Linked DNA regions of Homo sapiens: all the other regions are linked to region 3. A link is a loop called in an ENCODE intact Hi-C map of the cell type or tissue named here. Cell type or tissue: A673. All regions are shown on one strand. Region 1 has its middle 31 kb from the start of MIR9851. Region 2 overlaps SHTN1 (shootin 1). Region 3 has its middle 47 kb from the start of VAX1.

What was found. A loop is a pair of places that touch in the nucleus more often than their neighbours do. Peaks named below come from ENCODE experiments on the same cell type or tissue, not always from the same donor. Only the 100,000 strongest peaks of a DNase experiment are listed, where the experiment ranks them.
Region 1: it touches region 3 in a loop (4-fold over the local background); 2 of 110 quality-filtered maps call a loop at or near these places.
Region 2: it touches region 3 in a loop (7-fold over the local background); 2 of 110 quality-filtered maps call a loop at or near these places.

The regions. Positions count from the first base shown.
Region 1 is chr10:116,795,633-116,798,132 of GRCh38, forward strand. It overlaps a transcript of HSPA12A not described here. Among named protein-coding and RNA genes, the nearest start is that of MIR9851, 31 kb to the right of the region's middle. In A673, a CTCF peak has its summit at 1,464 (motif pointing right); a DNase peak (open chromatin) is centred at 1,509.
Region 2 is chr10:116,890,400-116,892,899 of GRCh38, forward strand. All of the region lies in intron 16 of SHTN1 (shootin 1), which reads right to left. It also overlaps a transcript of ENO4 not described here. Among named protein-coding and RNA genes, the nearest start is that of ENO4, 42 kb to the left of the region's middle. In A673, no CTCF peak of the experiment used is centred here; a DNase peak (open chromatin) is centred at 1,012; H3K4me3 peaks cover 96 bases; H3K27ac peaks cover 1,122 bases.
Region 3 is chr10:117,089,994-117,092,493 of GRCh38, forward strand. It overlaps a transcript of SHTN1 not described here. Among named protein-coding and RNA genes, the nearest start is that of VAX1, 47 kb to the right of the region's middle. In A673, no CTCF peak of the experiment used is centred here; a DNase peak (open chromatin) is centred at 1,038; H3K4me3 peaks cover 449 bases; H3K27ac peaks cover 2,500 bases.

The sequences.
Region 1 (2,500 bases), 290 kb before region 3:
CCGAGATCGTGCCACTGCACTCCAGCATGGGCAACAGTGAGATTCTGTCTCAAAAAAAAAAAAAAAAAAAAATTATAGTAAATAAAATTACTTGGTAAGAGGATGAAATTCAAAGGAAAATATTAAATAAGTATATCATATATTATTATTTATAAATTATTATATACATAAATTCTCATTTCCAAAATGGAAATAATATTTCCTGCTTCATAGCATTGTTATGAAAATTAAAGGCCGGGCGCGGTGGCTCATGCCTGTAATCCTAGCACTTTGGGAGGCCGAGGCGGGTGGATCACAAGGTCAGGAGATCGAGATCATCCGGGCTAACATGGTGAAACCTCGCCTCTACTAAAAATACAAAAAAAATTAGCCGGGCGTGGTGGTGGGTGCCTGTAGTCCCAGCTACTCAGGAGGCTGAGGCAGGAGAATGACGTGAACCCAGGAGGCGGAGCTTACAGTGAGCCAAGATCCCGCCACTGCACTCCAGCCTGGGTGACTGAGCAAGACTCCATCAAAAAAAAAAAAAAAAAAAAAGAAAGAAAGAAGAAAATTAAATAAGTTATACACAATATAAAATAATACTTCATGAATATATTACTTGTATAGCATCTGGTACTTACCAAGAACTCAGTTCACGTTAGCTGTTATAATAATAATAATAGTTGAATGATCAAAATTTGGGAAACACTAATCCAAGACTCCAAAAATGAACTCTAGACCAGTGACAATCCCTGCAGGCAAGAGGAAAGTAAAGACAACGGGTCTTCGGGTCTTTGCAGCTCCCCTCTCCCTTTCCACAGCCTTCCTGTCCTGCCCTGTGGGTCTTGCTGCTCTGGGTCTCTGGACCCCACGCTGTCCCTGCCCCAGGCCTGCTCCTGCCTCCCCATCCCCACTCAAACTACAAAATGCAAACTCCTCCAGACCATGGAGCAGAGTGCAGGGCTGATGAGGTTAGAAAGTTGTCCCTTCTCCAAAAGTTTCGTTTAAGACAGCAAAAGCGTTTAACACTGAAAGGGAAACCCCCAGCTGTAGCCGCTGCAGCATCCTAGCTGAGCCCCGGGGCAGAGATTTGAGAGCAAAGCTCTGGGTGCCTCCCAGAGCCTGAGCCCCTCTGCCCAGCCCCACCCTTGGATGGGGAACATGGTTCTGAAGCAACCCAAGGACAGCCCCAGGCTGAGGGTGACTGACCTTTCTGATTTGACAAGAGTGATATCTTCAGGTTCTTCACATCAGAAAAATTTGCAATCTGTCATTTCCAAACCCTCACTATATCATTTTTCCGCCCACTTCAAAGATGTATAGCAGGGTTACTTGGGGCCCCCTCCATTGCAACGTTTTTATTTTCCCTGCATGATTATTGCTGCCCCCGGGAACTCTTCTTGAGGTCCTCCAAAGAAATCCCACAGAAGTGAACCCCACCAGGATGTGATGCATTTCCCATCCGCAGGAGCTGGCTGAGAGCACGCACTTGCTGCAGCCACCAGGGGGAGCTACAGGTTTCTCTTTGGAGCCCCAGAACTCAGTGGCCTGAGTTCCTTGTCATTTGCTAAACAGAGGGGCTCCTGAGACACTAATAGATATGGGACATATCTGTGTAGATCCTATGTACTTCATTGGCTGGTGCACGGGGCTGACAGGCTGCCACTGAAGGCTGCTTCCTCATTTGAGACTCTTAGGTTGTGGGTCATCGTCCTTGACCCCAGGGGGCTTACAGTCTGACTAGGGGGTGGCAGAAGGACCTGTGGACCAGCAGTCAGATGTTTGGGTTCCTTACAATTGTTTGTCAAATGTGTGCTCCCGCTTACTCCAGGAGCCTCACAGGGCTGTTCGTGTGGATGTGTGTGCATGTGTGTATATGCATATGTGTTTGAGTGTGTGTGTTGGCTCAGGTCACCCAGCAGTATGTGGGAGGCTGGAATGTGAACCCACGTCTCCTGCCTCCAAATGCAGTATTGACACGCTGTTCAGTAGAAGAAACAAAATAAGCTGTTGAGTAGAAGAAACCAAAGAAGCTGTTTAGTAGATGAAGGGACAGAAGCCCCTGTTTCCAGGGAAAAGCCCTCAACAGGGTGGAAGGTGACCAGAGGATGGCGTCAACTGCTGAGAGCTGTGTACGTGGCTCTGTGAGGGGCAGGGATGAACACATGAACACACCACTTGCATTTGGCAGTGCAACAGGAACACACAGGCCACAAAACGGAAGCACTGAGGAAGGGGTGTCCATCAGTCCCCTGTAAGGACTGATGGTGGGGAAGGCTTCCCAGAGGACCAGAGGGGACAGCCAGCTTTAGCCAGAAGCCAGGCAGAAGGACATATCCAGCAGAGGGCACAGTTTGGGTAAAGACACAGCTATGGGAACACAGCCATGGGAACTTCTGAGTTTCAATGTAAGAGAAGCTCTTACAAGAACTATTTCTGGAGAGAGGCAGGGGCTGGGACCAGATCACGTGGGGTCTCCCAAGCCAGGCTGGCTTTTGTCAGGGGAATGACATGATCAGGC
Region 2 (2,500 bases), 200 kb before region 3:
CCAAGGAACAGTGAGGTTAAATCAGCATACAACTTGTTAACAGCAGACACAGGACTAAACTAGTGGAATCCTGATTTCCTGTCCAATAATTTTTTCTTACCACAACATACTGGTTGTCATTTATGATCCATTCATATAGATATTTTTCACGGGTCATATTAGACTATGTGCTCAAAGGCTATTTCAAGACAAAACCAAAAACCAAAAAGCAAAATAAAAGCTACGAGAAATATACCAAGTTATGCCACTCTATGAAGCCTGGTGCCCAAGTAAAACTTGGGTGACCTTTTAGAAAGCAGCTATTGTGCCCCTACTGCAAGAGAGCCCAAACGTGGGGCCTGAGCAGGTGGGGCAACTTACTAGTAAAAGGAAAGACCTGACTCCAAACCATACTGGTACCAGAAGAATCAGAACAATGGCAATGGCCATGCCAACGCTGAACTTTACAGGACTCAGTGATTTCTCAGACTGTGTTACAAGAGATGAAAATGCAGCATTCTAATTTTTAAAAAGGACATCGTTTGCATTCAATGAAATTCCTTTCAAAATCAACTTTCCACGTTCCAACTATATTCAACAACATTCTAGCTAACATTTCGGCTGCAATTCAAATTAACTAATGCCCAAAAGAGCCCTAATAGACGTGGTTCTGAGCTCAATTGAATACAATCAAAGCTCATGAAATGAAGGGGGAAATGCTTATTTCATGCAAATTCTGCATATCACTCAAGCTTAATTTTACTGATAATATAAAGGTGGGACATTTTGAACATTACAGTGAATGAACTTTTAAGCGGTGAGAGTTATTTTATAAAATGCTACCTCTGAAAAGCTGATTGCCAAACAGTATAAAAATGGTTTGAGGCATAAATGCCAAGTTCATTTCTATTTCACTTCTGAGGTAACTATCTTTCAAATCGCAACAGCTGGACTATTTAACACAATCTGGTGAATCAAAGTATAGTTCTTCTCTGGTCTCCCAGTGGGATGTCTGCATTAGTCTGTGGCAGCCATCCAACAAATGACGCACAGCCGGACGGTCTGAACTCTGTTTCATTTACAATAAAAATGGATAAAACCGCAACCATATTTACCGCCTTCAAGGACAGAAAACAGAAAGATTTAAATTTGTCTTTATAAAGTCGTTTCCTGGACAAACTCCAAAGAGGAAGTTCCTTTTATATTTTCTCTGGTGTAAAAATAAGGATTCTTATTTTTTTCCAAGCCCTTTATACAGTTACTGCAGTGAACAGTAGTGGCATTACAGCAGAGGTAGTTTTGATTGTTTCTTTTGGAAACCCTATTTTTCAGGAGATTTTAATACACTTGTCCAAAACTTCACAAATTTTTAATACACTTGTCCAAAACTTCACAAAATAAAGTTTCAAACCTAAGGTGAAACTTTCTATATTACTACCGATTCTAGCATTATTTTAAAATATAATAAAGGCAGAACAAAGCTCAATTCTTTTTGTTTTGGGTACTTTTTCAAAACTTCATTTTAGCTCAAAGAACGTATTAAGTTTGTCAATTTGGGTCCACTTCTATTTGTGGAAAAAGTAGATTTAATTATTTACATTGTTAAACAACAGAATACTACTATGTTTGAAAATCTGACATCAGCCTCTAGATGCTGATTTGCTCTCAACATGAACAAGAATTCCTTTTTAACATAGGTAACAATGGCTGGGCAAAGATCTATGTCTATGCTCAGCAATATTTTCTTTAGCTGAGTGACTGCAGCACAGGCATCCCAGTACACGGCTTACCTCCCGGACCACAATGCAATGCTAGGGAGCCTTGTAGCTTGTACCTTGTAGGATATTATCTTATTCCTCTAGTGCAGGCTGGACTGCACACATTTACAGAATCTAAAATACACTGGCACAAGGAGGTTCAGGAAACCGGACTATTCTCACAGCAAAAGCAACACTGACAATGCGTGAACTACGATTTCAGCTCGGCCAAAGATTCTGAAATGTGGGTGATCATTTTCTTAAGCTTCGTTTTTTAGCTTTTTATAATTCTGCACAACATTAAGTCATCATGGAAAATCCACTCAGATTCCAGCTATTAAAAGCCATGTTATTTATAAGAAATATTTTAAGAGACATAGTCTTCCACAAAATTCACCATATATAACATTGGTTCCTTAAAAACAGCTGCCATGCACAAAATACTTGCATTTTCATTCTATGTTTTCAGGAAAATACTGTTTTAAATGTAGTAGTTTTTCTTTCAATTTACTGTGTATTTTTAAAACTCTCTTTTAAGATCGAAAGTCACAAATTACTTTTCATAGAGCTATATAATAAAGAATATTACAAATGAAATGTGTTTATTGGGTTTCAGAAATTGGGTCAGTTTATTCTGAGATCTGACATTGCATTTGAGTTTTAGCTTCTTCTATTTGAATAAAAAAACCTCCCCTCTACTCCACTATACACAAATAAAAGGAAACATAAACACTGTGTAGACTATTGAAAAATGGCTAAGAAAA
Region 3 (2,500 bases):
CAGCCGCTATGGAAAACAGCACAGTGGTTCTTCAAAGAAGATCCTACAATATCACTTCTGGGTATAAATCCCAAAGAACTGAAAGCAGAGTCTCAAAGAGATATTTGTACACCCATGTTCATGTTCATAGCAGCACTGTTACTAACAGCCAAAAGAAAGAAGCAACCCAAATGTCCATCAATAATGAATGGGTAAACAAATTGTAATATACATACAATGGAATTATTCATCCTTAAAAAGAAAGGAAATTCTGACACGTGCTACAACATGGATGAACCTTAAAGGACACTAAGTCAGTTTAAATAAGCCAGTCACAAAAGGACAGATACTGATATCCCACTGATAAAGGTACCTAGAGTAGTCAGATTCATAGAGACAGAAAGTAGAATTTGGTCGTCAGGGGCCAGGGGACAGAAGGCTGGGGAGTTGTTGTTTTAACAGGTACAGAGCTTCAGTTTTGCAGGATGAAGAAGTTCTGGAGATTAGCTTCACAATAATGTGAATACACTTAACACTACTAAACTGTACACTTAAAAATGGTTAAGATGGTCAATTTTATGCTATATGTATTTTCCACAATTTGAAATAAAACAAAACAATCACCATTGGGTGGGCTCAAATAAAAGTTAAGAATTCAGAAGGGAATAAGGGCTGTTTCATATGATTGTGCCAGTTGTCTTACACAAGGGCACCTAGCTATGAATTTAAAATCCGCCCCGTCCTCTGTTCTCCAAGCCATGTGCCCTAATTTGTGAAAACAGAAGGAAGGAAGGAAGGAAGGAAGGAAGGAAGGAAGGAAGGAAGGAAGGAAGGAAGGAAGGAAGGAAAGGAGGGAGGGAGGGAGGGAAAGGTGAGCCAGGAAAAAGAGGATAGAGAAGGGGAAGAAGAATAAGAAAAAGGATCTGACTGTTGGGGTGGATCTGTTCCCAAGACTTTTTCTTTAAAGGCTTCTGACCCTGTGACAGAAGAGCACAAGTTGGCTCAGAATGATGATTTAGGAACTGTGCTTCCCTTTCCAACTACAGTGTGTGTGGTAGCACTAAATTATCCTCTGGAAGAGAAGATTGAAAGCACAGGATCACCTTTTACTATTTCTCTTGACCTCTGTTCCAAATAGGAAATGACATCATGCTGAAAAAGTCCACCATTACTCTCAGTTAAATTCTGCCTTCTTCTGAATGGAAATACTCCTGAGAGTAATTAACGCATCAATATTAACATTTATCGAGCTTACGCGTTGTGCCAGGGACTGTTCCAAATACTTTACATGGATTGTATCACTTAATCCTGAAATATCTCAGATGAGGTAAATAGTATTACTATCCAAATTTTAAATTTTATAGATGAGGAATCTGAGACACAGGCTAAATAGCATAAGGTCACACAGTCAAAAAGGAAAGCTCTGGAAATCCACATTTGACTTTTCCTTAAATGACAGACATGACCTTTCCCCATAAATGACCTTTCCTTTCAGAACAGAAGCTAAGCAAATTAAAGAAGAACTGGTATTCCTTGGACTATGTCACCTTCTAAGGGGAGGTGGAACCTACTAAGTTACCCTGAGGGAACAAAAACAAAGGCCCAAAGAATGCCAGCCCATTTCCAAGCAGCCTCTCTTAACAGGTAAGCACAATCCAAAGGCTTTGAGTTCCTAACAACACTGAATTTCTTGCAGTTTTTAGCATATACATTTTCTCCAGTATGCATTTGCTCATGCTGGTCCTTCCACTGGGAAAATATGGTCCCTTGCCCTACTTTACATGAATGACTGCCTCATCCATCAAGACCGAAGGCAAGTAGTGAGTGTCCTTTCCAGGAAGGTTTCTCTAAGCCCTCTTCCTCCCACTCTGCCAGAATGAGCCTAGTTCCCTTACTACATGACATGGAAATGATCTCTTTTCCATGCCTGTATCCTCCAGTTGAGGCAGGGACTGTGTCTTATTAATGACTGCCATGTGTCAAGTGATCAGGGCTTTACATACAGTGTCTCATTTAGCCTTAAAAACAACCCTGGGAGATTGGTATTCTCAACCCCTTATAAATGAGGAAAACGTCTAAACTAATAAGGGATAGATGAAAGATTTAACCCAGATGTGACACCAAAGCCTGTACATGTAACCACTATATTGCATAGTACTTCCCGTACTTAGATTTGCATTCACTATGCCCAACACAGTAGCTTGCAAATAACCGATGTTTAAGAGATGTTTACTGAACTGATTTGAAGCCATGGGCTTAAATGATCCCCAGTAAGGATGTGAACATAATAGGTTAGGTTATAACTTTGGCCTCTCACAGGCAAGCAAACTCTAGTTTGGGTAATGACACTAGCCTCTCAGAAACTCTCTTGCTGCTGCATATGAAAGCCTATGATTCTCTAGATGACCAAGCTACAACATCCTTTATCCAGAATTTGCGACAAATGCGAGAATTGATAAATCTGTAGGAGTAAATCCCTGTGTGTTTGAAATGAACCAACACACACAAATGCAGACACGGT